Linked DNA regions of Homo sapiens: regions 2, 3 and 4 are each linked to region 1. Evidence: chromatin contacts called from ENCODE Hi-C or POLR2A ChIA-PET data. All regions are on one chromosome and are shown on one strand. Each heading gives the region's core, a stretch centred on a gene start or an enhancer-like site at or near the end of the contact. The rest is flanking DNA. Distances are from core to core; before and after follow the strand shown.

Region 1 (2,700 bases), core at 196-2,695:
TAAATTATTTTCTAATAAATTCTTTTAATATTAAAATATTAATTTTTGATAAGAACCTTGTTTACTCTCAAGATTAATGTAGTAAATAAAGAAGACTAAAAACTTCAGAGACTGAAAGCTGCTGAGAATGTGTAAGAGAAACCTGGTTGTCAAACGCAATCCTGATCTTTTATCAGGCATCTGTATCAATGTGGATGATCTAACCGTGGTTAACTTCATGAAGAAGGAAGATATTTGATTTTCATCTGTTTAAAGAAACAATCTGTTTCTTCTAAAAGTATATACTCTAAAACACAAACCACTTGGCTGGGAAATAAAAGATGGTTATGCTTTATCATTTATATAAGCCTGGCCTTTCTCCAAAATGATTTTGATATAGCTTACAACAAAAAACGTGTTAGGCTTAATAAAAGAAGAATGGAAATGGAAACTAAGGATCAACAGAAAAGAGTATCACAAATACGGTAATACTAGCATATGGTAATATTATTTCTGTATTTGAGTGTAAAACGTGGCTGTGAGCTTCCTGGAGGCCAAGGCAAAAATAGAGACAAGAGCAACGTGCATAATATCATTAGCAGACAGAAAGATCATGTGACTTTTTAATTTTTTTCCCGGAAACTGAATCTAAAAAGAATCGCTCTATATAATGACTCATATATATGGTTTTAAGTGAAAAAATGATGAACACTGTCCTCCATGAGAGTTTTGGCACAAATTGAAGGAGGTAAGAACTGATATTGAAGCACAACTCAGTGAAGTTAATCCTGTCAGGCTAGGTTCACACAAGAAAACTTCTGACAAAATCCTAGAATTCCGGCAAATGCAGGCATGGAATGAGAGATTCCTATTCCATCTGCCTCGTTGTGCCTGGGGCCAGGCCTGAGTGTTGAAGACAGCTTGTTCCAATGTAAGATCAAATGAGATTGTTCATAACAGGAGTCTGCAGGAATATGGCACCTCTGATTTGAAATGATGGATGATTTTCATCAGCCGTGTATCTGCTTCCTTGGCAGCACCCCAAGTGCAGACCCCAGGCTGTTTCAGTGTGTCATCTGGCAGGCCCAAACAGAGGATGTCTCAATTGTGCATGTGTAACACAGCTTTAATTCATAATTTCATTTCTGGATGGAATTTTGAGCAGATGGGCATTGCTGTCCTTTTTAATGGTAAAAAATCAATGAAAGACACCGTGGTTTTGAAATTAATGAGCACTTGAAAAATACCAGCTTTGTTTGGCTTTGCGTTTTCTTTTTTCCTCTCCTCCTAAGTTGTTTGCAGCAAAATATTCAATTGAAAACTCAACATGTCCACTGCCTCCCAAAAAAAAAAAAAAATTCTGTGGAAAGTCTCCACTAACAGGAAGAGAGAAGTTCTTCACAGTTTGGTTTTATTTTTCAATGATAGTCATTGCCTCATTTTTAAAGCATTTATAATAAATTAAGCAAGTAACACTTGTGTACCAGTTTCTAATCAGTTTCTAATGTGCCTGGAACTTGCTGGGCTACAAAGAAAAGGATCAACTATTTTTTTTCCTGCACCCAAAGATATTGCAATCTTATCGGAGAAGGGAAACTGAGGCATGTGTTACAGTTAGAGGACTAGGAAGCACTAATCTGTGTCAGACTCCAAAGTGCAAATTCAAAGGAAAGACCATTGTTGGAGGGAGTGATCCGGAAGAATTCCTAGCCCTTACCTGTCTCAGTCATGCTTCTTGCCAAAGAAAAAGAGAAATCTCCAAGTATCTTAATGCTTTCAGCGCTTCTCCAATCTGACAAATATTTATTCAGATTCGAACTGACTGCCCAAGCTTCACTGCAGCTCCTCGTTTCCTGTTAGATCTTTTTAAAAATCTTTGCTTAAAACATTGAAGGCTGAACGATGAGCAAGAAAATCTTGCCTGTGAATAAGACACTGGGAACTGCACAGAATCAACATCAGCTCACAAGCTCATCATCTCACGCACGGATTCCTGAGCACATTCTCGCATTCTTGCTCTTAATCCTCCCTTGGCGACCTTCTACTCAGACATCATCTTTTATGCAGAGAAGCAGGCACGTTTCTCATCATTAATTCTGTTCTCAGCCAGGTGTGTAGCCACAGAGCATACAGACCACAGGATGATGTGAGTACCCCAGGATGTAAATTTGTGCGGAGTAATTACAGCTCAGGCTTCTTACACAGCTTTGGCCACATCAGGACATGAAGCTGTCTTGCAAATTGCGGGTGTGTCTAAGCTCTTAAGCACATGTGAACTTTAACGCACGTGCATTCCCTACTCACATACACAATACAAGCATGCCACACACTCACAATCCAATTGGCTAACTATGGTTATTAGCAGGAAAGAACAATTAATGGTCCTTGTGGTTACAGTTTTGTTTGAATTTTCGCCTCATCAAAAATGTAACAACCAACTAAAGCAGGCTTTCCTCCTTTTTTCCTAGTGAAAGCATATTGACTTTCCTGACTTCTTATGACCACATTTGAGGAAAGGAGTAAGCACTGGAATCACCAACACAGCATGCTTACGGAGGGTGGTCACCAGCTTCATCAGCCTCCCAATTCCACGGAGCCCCTTGAAAATCCAGGAGCGCAGACTGGCAACAGTAGAGATTTAATAGGTAAGACCTTGGGTTCAATGGACAGATCTCCTACAGTTCCTGATATCAGCCCCTATCAGAAATTATATTTTACTTT
Region 2 (2,700 bases), core at 98-2,597, 280 kb after region 1:
TCTGCTTCCTAGTGGGGGCAAAGTATTACTTCCTTGCTATTCACAAGCCTCAGCATATCTGTCTTTTTAGAAAACTGCACATTTTCTGAAGTGGCTGTAATGGAAACTGAACCTTAGATCATGCTCACCATAGCATACTTAACAAATATTCTAGTATATATTTTATAAAATGGTAAAATGAATGGAAATGCCATATCATCATGGTTTATTTTAAGCAAAAACCTTAAGTTATCTTATTACTCAGAAATGTGATTTAACATAAGCCAAAAACCATTGTGGGGGTATGAGATGAACAGCAGAAAACCTTAACATTGACAATGAGAGTTAAACCTCACCCCAGATGTCTCAGCAATTAAGAAAGTTGGTTTCAGTCAGGTATTGCCACATGTGTTTAGTGGAGGATTAAGTGACTGAATGTCATGCCTATAATATATATATTTATGTAAGCTATGAATGTGTTTAAAAATAGACAAGGCCATACTGTCAATCTGCAAAGCTACTGCCACACGTCTGTACACACACCCCACCCCCTTCAGAGATTAAAAAAAGGAGAAGCAGATTAAAAAGAAGTGCTTTGGGCCAGGCAAGGTGGCTCAGGCCTGTAACCCCAGCACTTTGGGAGACCAAGGAGGGTGGATCACCTGAGGTCAGGAGTTCGAGACCAGCCTGGCCAACATGGCAAAATCCCGTCTCTACTAAAAATACAAAAATTAGCTGGGCATGGTGGCACATGCCTGTGGTCCCAGCTACTCAGGAGGCTGAGGCAGGAGAAGTGCATAAACCCAGGAGGTGGAGGTTGCAGTGAGGGGAGATCGTGCCACTGCACTCCAGCCTGGGCAGTAGAGACTCCATCTCAAAAAAAAAAAAAAAAATAATAATAATAATAAGACAAAAAAAGAAGTGTTTTGAAGTCAAATCACATTTTACCTCCCGCAAGGAAATTAAGTGACTTTCCTAAGTAATTTATAGACAGTAAGTAGCAGAGTCACTGACTGCAAATCCAATTCTATTTCACCATGTGATTGCTTTCTTTCTCTGGGGAAGAAAATACTGTTTTAACCACTATTATGTTGCCTTCAAATGGTATTTGGTGTGTTAGGCTTTTTAAGAAAGCCCCTGCTGCTGCAACTTGTCTTTTTTCCTGTGAGGATCACTCTATGTAAAGTTAAGTAATGGAAAACTTCTGAATAAATACCTTGCAGCCAAGAGTTAGAGAGCATAGATACATGGTTGCCTAGCAGTGGCCTTTAACTGATGAATGTAAAGCAAACATCAGGGAAAAAAGAAAGTAGAGGAATCCTGTGTGCTCAGGGACTTCCTTGAATAGGGTGTTGGCCTCTAGCTGGTGAGGACTAGAAATGGCCGAGGGACTCAGAGCTCTGAGCAGAGCCCTGTTCCCAAGGGATGACTCATTCTGAAAAAGACAAATAATCTAAAAGTTTGCCTATGTAGAACTTATTATTCAAAGATCAAAAGCATTCCCTATTTGACTTCTCTGAATTTGTATCATTCAAAGAGCACAAATATGAATACAAAGGTATTCTGACCCTAAGAAACACAGTCTTATAACTAAGGAGGTAAAAAAAAGTTGTGATTTGGTTAGGGAGGTACATAGTTTGAAGGCAGGTGTTCTATTTCTTTCCATTTTGCTATGTAATATAATTCTTTACATTTATCCAGGAAGCAGTTAAACAAAAATATATAAGGTACCTATAAAAAGTTACATTTTCATAGAAGAATACTGCCAACGAGATCCTGTATGCTTTTACATTACAAATCTCAGTAATTTCACCCATCACTCCTGGTAATACCCCAGTGTTAAGGCTGTGAGCCAACACCTAAGACCTGCTGTTTTGGGGTACAGACTGACTGCCTCCAAGAAAATGAGAAGCCACTACTATGGGTCTTAGCTTACAAATCCAGCCCTATGAAGTGACAACTGGCATAACCCTCTTTGCATGTCCCCCATTCATCTCTGACATGAAACAAATCATGTGAATTAATGAGATCTGACAGAACAGCATTAAGAAAAATATTAAAATGTAAAAGTAGAATTGTTCTATTGTTTGTGTTAACTAAAATCTGAATACTTAATCATCTCTGGTTTGAATGATGGACTTCTTTTTCTCTCATATGTGAATTTTAGTGCAGAAAATATTAAGTTTCTTAACACAAAATTGTTTTGGATAAAGAACAGAATTTTTGAGAGTTAGTTGCAACATTCTGGGAAGCCGACTAGAAAAGCACACCAGCCAAAAGATAAACACTGAAAAAGATTTACATTTTTTTCTTTTGATGGTATCTCCTATCAGCAAATGTTGAGGTGTAGCAGCATGGCCTGGGAAAGGATGAGCCAAGCACGGCTGCCAGGAACACACACCTCACAGAAACTCACCGCTTATTTCCGCCTTAGCTCGGGGTGGGCTGGCGCTACCAACCACCAGCCAAAAGTATACAATGTACCCAATCAGTAGCTTATTATGATGTGCCTATTGTTTCACTTTTGCCTGGGTCTGGAACAGACCCTGAACTAGATGTCCTGTCTGACAGTACAGGCAGCTGAAGAGCTTGGTCTGCTTGCTGCCTGAGGTCCTGGTTCAATCCCTGGCTCTTCCACATACTGCCTTGTTACATAAGCAGAGGGCCTAACCTGCTTATTGTCTATAAAACGGGGATCATAACTCCTACCTCATAGGGTTA
Region 3 (2,700 bases), core at 1-2,500, 330 kb after region 1:
TGTGTACTTTATGTACATTATATCTCAATAAAAATGTAAAAACATTTCTCAGTAAATATTTATTGGGTACATACTACTAACTGTTCAGGGCCCTGGGAAAACAATAAACAAATCAGAAATGAGCCATGCTGTTCTTTGAGGTTCACTCCAGTTGGGAAGATAGAAATGAATCAAATGGCATCAATACATTATAAACTGAGATGACCCATCTTAAGGGAAGGACCCCAGCCCTGGGAGACTGTAACAGAGGCTGGCCAGGTCTGGAGAAATGATGGTTCAAGCAGAAGGCAAAGGGAGCAGAAAGAGAGCACTCCAGGCAGCAGAAACAAGTGCCAAGACTCCAGTGCCAAAGGAAGCAGGCTGTGTCCTGCTGGAGGAAGCTTGGGTGACCAGACCACGCAGGAACTTGCAAGTGGGCAAAGGACTCTGGCCTTTAGCTTAAGATCAATGGAAGCCATTGAGGGTTTTAAGGGAAGGGACGTCACACTCAAATCTGTATTTAGAAAAGACCTCACTAATGTTGTGTGGATTTGAGAGTTGTATAGCAGATACTTCCTAGGACGCTCATTAGGGGAAGACTGTGAGTCCAGTCTAGAGCTGCTCTATCCATGAGAAAAGGCAAGAAGAATATTAAGAGGAGGAAGTGACTGAGAACTGCAGATTTTATGTCTTTAAATTTATGTTGAACCGAGGTAATTCATCTTCAAATCAGTGTGATATAGTACCCCAGGCTGCCTCCAGAGAAAGGGACCTGAGGAGGAGGGAGACTGTATTGTAAAGCTTTTGACACCCTGTGATTTTTTAATCATGCATATGTATTACTTACTCAACATAAAATTAAAATTAAAAATTAACAACACTCAACTGGAGCCTTCCTCATATTGCTAACGCTGCCTTAACTCCCTGTTGGTGATAAGGCATAAAGGTAAAGAGGCATCACAATGGTCCCTGTGTCCGGCTCTCATTCCTTGTGAGTAAAAACGGGACTTACCTCAGAAAATTACCAGAGAAAACGCTTCCTGAAATAGAAACAGCCTAAATCTAAAAGACACATGTGCATCATTTAAGATACAAAAGTTTACCTGGTAAAGAAATAACTTCTACTAATAGCCTGGATTTTTAGTTCCTTATATCTAGCTTGTCAAATTGCAGGCCGAGAAGAAAAAAAGGGCAGCATTATTCATGAAAACCAAGACAAAAATGAAAGTTGGTGATTTGGCTCAAAGGACCATATTAAAAAAACAACCGGGTAGTCATAATTTCCTCATGTTTTAAATCACTGAAATCTAGAGTTGCAGCTGTCCCACAAACTGAAACCATATAAATTTTTAGAAAATGAGTCAATCATGAGATTAAAGTTTCAATTTATAACACTTCTGTGTTTTAGTTACAAAGTCATAAATAAACCTAGCATGACACAGAAAGTAAATATTTTTTCAGTTGTTTATGCAGGCAAAGAGGAAAGAAATTTAACATGCAATTAACCACTTAGGTGTTTCTAGATATGCACCATATGGTCTTTCTTCGTATTTAAGATAAAAACAAAAATAAATATTGTTTTCTTTAACCTGATGTTTGCTTAGCAACATCAAATATTCCAAGCTAGCTCAGCCCAGGCACTAACTTCACCTCATGGAAGAGACTTTCCATTTGCAGGAGAGCTGGGGCATAAGAATAGGAGGAAACTTCTTCCCCAGGGCGAAGAAAAAAAAAAAGAATAGGAGGAATAAGCATTTTTACCAAATAGTTTAAATTGAATACTCTGGAGAGAGAGCAGTAAATATTTAACCCGCCTGGGGCTCCAGTCCTATTGTTTAATAGACAATATATTTGTTTATACATTTAAAAACAGACCCTTATGCCATTCTTTCAACCAACATCTGAACAAGTGTGGGATAAAAATAGCCAAGGTCCAAAGCAACCCTAAGATTTCTGTATAAGGACTCCCCATATGATCACGGTTACTTACCTGTCTTAGTTTAAAAATAACTAATGGGAACAATCTGATTGACATTTTAATCTAGATGACAGAAATCACTTAATGGATAATTATTTTCTTATCTTCATGTCTTATCAACTATTCTAAAATTAACGCTTTTAAGGTAAAATCATTATATACTTGATGCTACATGAGGTCAATACGTGGTGCTACACTTTTATATTAACAACTGAAATAAAGTTGTAAAGTCACCCATGAACAGCTTTAAGATATACAGTTAAAATTAAAAACACAAAAACATTTGAGAAGCTGAGGTAGGAGGACCACTTGAGGCCAGGAGTTTAAGACTAGCCTGTGAAACATAGTGAAACCTCATCTCTACCAAAAAAAAAAAAAAAGCTGGGAGTGGGGTGTGGTGATGAGCGCCTGTAGTCCTAGCTACCTGGGAAACCGAGACAGGAGGGTCAGTTGAGCCTTGAGGTTAAGGCTGCAATGAGCCATAATCATGCCAATGCACTCCAGCCTAAGTGATGGAGCAAGACCCTGTCATACATATACACACACAATTGTTAATATGCTTGAGTGTTTAAATGTCACCTATCTTCATATATTATATATATATGTGTGTGTGTATATGTATATACATGTATGCTCTATATATCGAACAAAGAAGCTCTTAAAAATTGACTATCGGCAGGATGCAGTGAGTCACGCCTGTAATTCCAGCACTTTGGGAGGCCGAGGTGGGCGGATAACTTGAG
Region 4 (2,700 bases), core at 93-2,592, 340 kb after region 1:
CACTGACAATAGGACTAAAAGATGAAAATGTCAAGAAATAAATGGTAATTCACAGTGTCCGCCAGTGTTAAAGCTAAACTGACATCCTAACAAATAGTCATAATAATGTATTGCAGATTATTTTCTTTTCGAATCTGAAAGAACTGTAGAGCTTGGACACTTAGTTTAATGTCCCTATGTGATTTAAGGCTTTCTTTTTGAGATGAATTAGGCCTAACCCTATAACATACAGATCCTCTTAGAAATAAATTAATAATGTAGTTGAACAAGAACTTTCCTCAATCTTACTCTACTTTAAAATCATTAATACTGATGTTTATTAAAGAAAGATACCGATTTACAACCTAATTAAGCTAAAAGCCCCTCTAAAGAGAAACACATTATATAAAGACCAATGGCAAGTTACTCAGTGGTATGGTCGTATAAATTAACCACCTGTGAATGAGAACGTGGGCTGTCTGCTGGAAGCGGAAACTAGCCACTGCTTTGTAGGAGTCTACTCGGCAGACACTCAGGAAAGATTTGTGAAGGAATGAACTAATAGAAGAACTGCTAGGAAACGGCTTCTTAAGTGAAAGACATAGAATCTGCTGACTGCTCAGATGACAAACCTACAGCCTTTTCTCTTTCCATTTGGCAGCAAGAGAAGTAAACTAGGCAGAAAAGACAATATTTTTAAAGAGCTAAGACACAGATGGGAGAAAGCTACATAGTGTGAATTCTGGTACAGGTCACAGGCCTGGGGCTTTCTGACACCAGGGGCGCTCATCTTGTATGAAAGAAATACTTCCTCAAACAGGATTTTTAACAGTCAAGATTTATTTAAGTCATATCTGCCAACAGATTGTGTCAAAATGTTCACGTTTCTTTAAACCTTACTTTATATCATATTTTATATTGTTGACAGGATTCATGCTACATTTAAAAGATTTTTCATGCTTCACCAAGTTTTAATAATTTTTACAAAAAAAGTATATGTGGAAGAATGACACTGAAACCACCTTTGCAGAATTGTAAGTAATAAGAAGAGAAATCTAACATGACTGACTCCATCCTGCTTCTAACCTCTCAGGCTACATTGTCTTTAGCTTATTCTAGTGCAGAGGCCAAGATAACTATAAGAAAAATTTGGTTTATAGTTAAACTTTGAGGCTAGAAAACCTGACCTTCCTGCTTGTTTGGGGACTGAAGCCACATTCCTGAGGCTGGATTTGAATTATGGTAGGGGCCTGGACTTTGCTAAACAATAGATACACTTAAACAATCACCTGCCACTGCTAAGCTTGCTTTTCTATAAGTTGCTCACTACCAGAGTCACATAGCCAGAGGCTATAAGACTTGTAACTTCCCCAGCTACTCCTGTAAATAACATGATTATTGTGGAACCTAAAGAACTGGTCTTTGAGATATTTTTCAGATTTAGCATTTCAACAAACCAAGAGATGCTACCCGGTCCTGAGACCCACCTCCCAACCAGAAACAGACTCAGCTGTGCAGTTTAGACACTCCTGTGATTTCATCCACAGCTTATCAACTGTTTCAGTTCCCCAGGCCCCTGCCTGACAAAGTATCTTTAAAAACTCTAGCCTCCAAGTTCTCAGGGAGGTGGATTTGAGAAACGCCTTCTGTTTTCCACTTAGCTGGCCCTGCTATGATTAAACTGTTTGTTGCAACATTTGCTGTTCTCGGTGCATTAGCTTTTCTGGGCAGTGGGCAAGAAGAACCCATTGAGCTGTGACAATATTTTCTCATTTAACTAACACATATGAAGACCATGTAAGCAAGCACTGCATTAGGCACAAGGGGCACAAACAGTGGGCAACAGCAGGTGTCTGCCCCCAAAACTTCTCAGCTAGCATTCTCCACGTAAGCACCAATTCCACAGTTACTAACTGTAACGCGTGCAGGGAAGAAAAGGCCCGTAGGGGACGGTATGTGAGCTGTGACCCTGAAAGGCTTGATGGATGTAGGAGTGAGATTTGCCAAATGAATAGGTGTTAACTAGACAAGAGAAGGATGGATGGGAAGGGGAAAGAAGCATTTCAGGCAGAAGAAACAGCACATGCAAAGGGCAGGAAAGAACAGGGCTGTTGGCAGAAGGTGGAAGCCAGCAGAGGACAGGAAAGGAGGTCCCCATTGGAGAAGCCGGGAAGCTGAGCCACGCTGGGTCCCATCTCCACCCTGAGAAATAAAAAAAAAATTCTGAGCCCCTAACTGACTGAACAGACCCCCTGTTGGCCAAAGGGACCCCAGAGAAACTCTGGAAACTTGAGTTCCAGACCATGACGGGATGGGCAGTTGGTCGTGCCTCACTCTCCCCGTCCCTCGCTCACTGCCATTAGGCTTTCTTCCCTACCAGCAAACCAGACACTGCCTCTAAAAAAAGAAAATACGTATTTAGAAAAAAACAAAAAATGCTACCACTGGAGAAAACTGGGTGAAGGGGACATAGGACCTCTCTGCATTTTTGTTTTTGCAACTTTCTGTGAATTTATAACTATTTCAAAATAAAAAGTTAAGTACCCAATTATCTATTCAATGTCTACTATACATTGTAATACAAAAAACATTCACTTGTAAAGAAACACATAAGTAGAGAATAAGTACAATCCTAGTAGAATAGTGCAGAGGACAGAATCATTAACTCATCAAATCACAAATAAAAAATACACATATTGTGTGTGCTATACATAGAAAAGT

What was found. A loop is a pair of places that touch in the nucleus more often than their neighbours do. ChIA-PET counts read pairs that join two places held with the same protein, here RNA polymerase II (POLR2A). Pooled maps may share reads with other maps.
Region 2: a pooled map shows a loop between it and region 1 (5-fold over the local background). The contact joins the enhancer-like site here to the promoter of LINC00327 in region 1. A Hi-C loop is called at or near these places in 4 of 37 single-sample maps with no recorded cell type and 11 of 50 pooled maps.
Region 3: a loop to region 1 is called in a map of aorta, with 2.3 times the contacts of the local background. The contact joins the enhancer-like site here to the promoter of LINC00327 in region 1. A Hi-C loop is called at or near these places in 1 of 168 maps with a recorded cell type or tissue (aorta), 4 of 37 single-sample maps with no recorded cell type and 6 of 50 pooled maps. POLR2A ChIA-PET finds 5 or more read pairs at or near these places in 2 of 52 experiments (BJ and GM12878).
Region 4: a pooled map shows a loop between it and region 1 (5-fold over the local background). The contact joins the enhancer-like site here to the promoter of LINC00327 in region 1. A Hi-C loop is called at or near these places in 4 of 37 single-sample maps with no recorded cell type and 4 of 50 pooled maps.

Annotation. Positions count from the first base shown.
Region 1 is chr13:23,468,067-23,470,766 of GRCh38, forward strand. It overlaps LINC00327 (long intergenic non-protein coding RNA 327), which reads left to right and starts at 1,446. Exons shown (of 3, transcript NR_038995.1): 1 at 1,446-2,125; 2 at 2,448-2,624.
Region 2 is chr13:23,752,369-23,755,068 of GRCh38, forward strand. All of the region lies in intron 18 of MIPEP (mitochondrial intermediate peptidase), which reads right to left. Among named protein-coding and RNA genes, the nearest start is that of PCOTH, 140 kb to the right of the region's middle. RefSeq lists an enhancer at 671-780. Within about 2 kb of position 1,348, at least 5 of the 41 ENCODE cell types and tissues checked have a DNase peak (open chromatin) inside an H3K27ac peak, as active enhancers do.
Region 3 is chr13:23,793,506-23,796,205 of GRCh38, forward strand. All of the region lies in intron 16 of MIPEP (mitochondrial intermediate peptidase), which reads right to left. Among named protein-coding and RNA genes, the nearest start is that of PCOTH, 94 kb to the right of the region's middle. Within about 2 kb of position 1,251, at least 5 of the 41 ENCODE cell types and tissues checked have a DNase peak (open chromatin) inside an H3K27ac peak, as active enhancers do; they include GM12878, where a contact is called at or near this core.
Region 4 is chr13:23,810,294-23,812,993 of GRCh38, forward strand. The region is part of intron 14 of MIPEP (mitochondrial intermediate peptidase); the gene reads right to left. Among named protein-coding and RNA genes, the nearest start is that of PCOTH, 77 kb to the right of the region's middle. RefSeq lists an enhancer at 1,775-2,300. Within about 2 kb of position 1,343, at least 3 of the 41 ENCODE cell types and tissues checked have a DNase peak (open chromatin) inside an H3K27ac peak, as active enhancers do.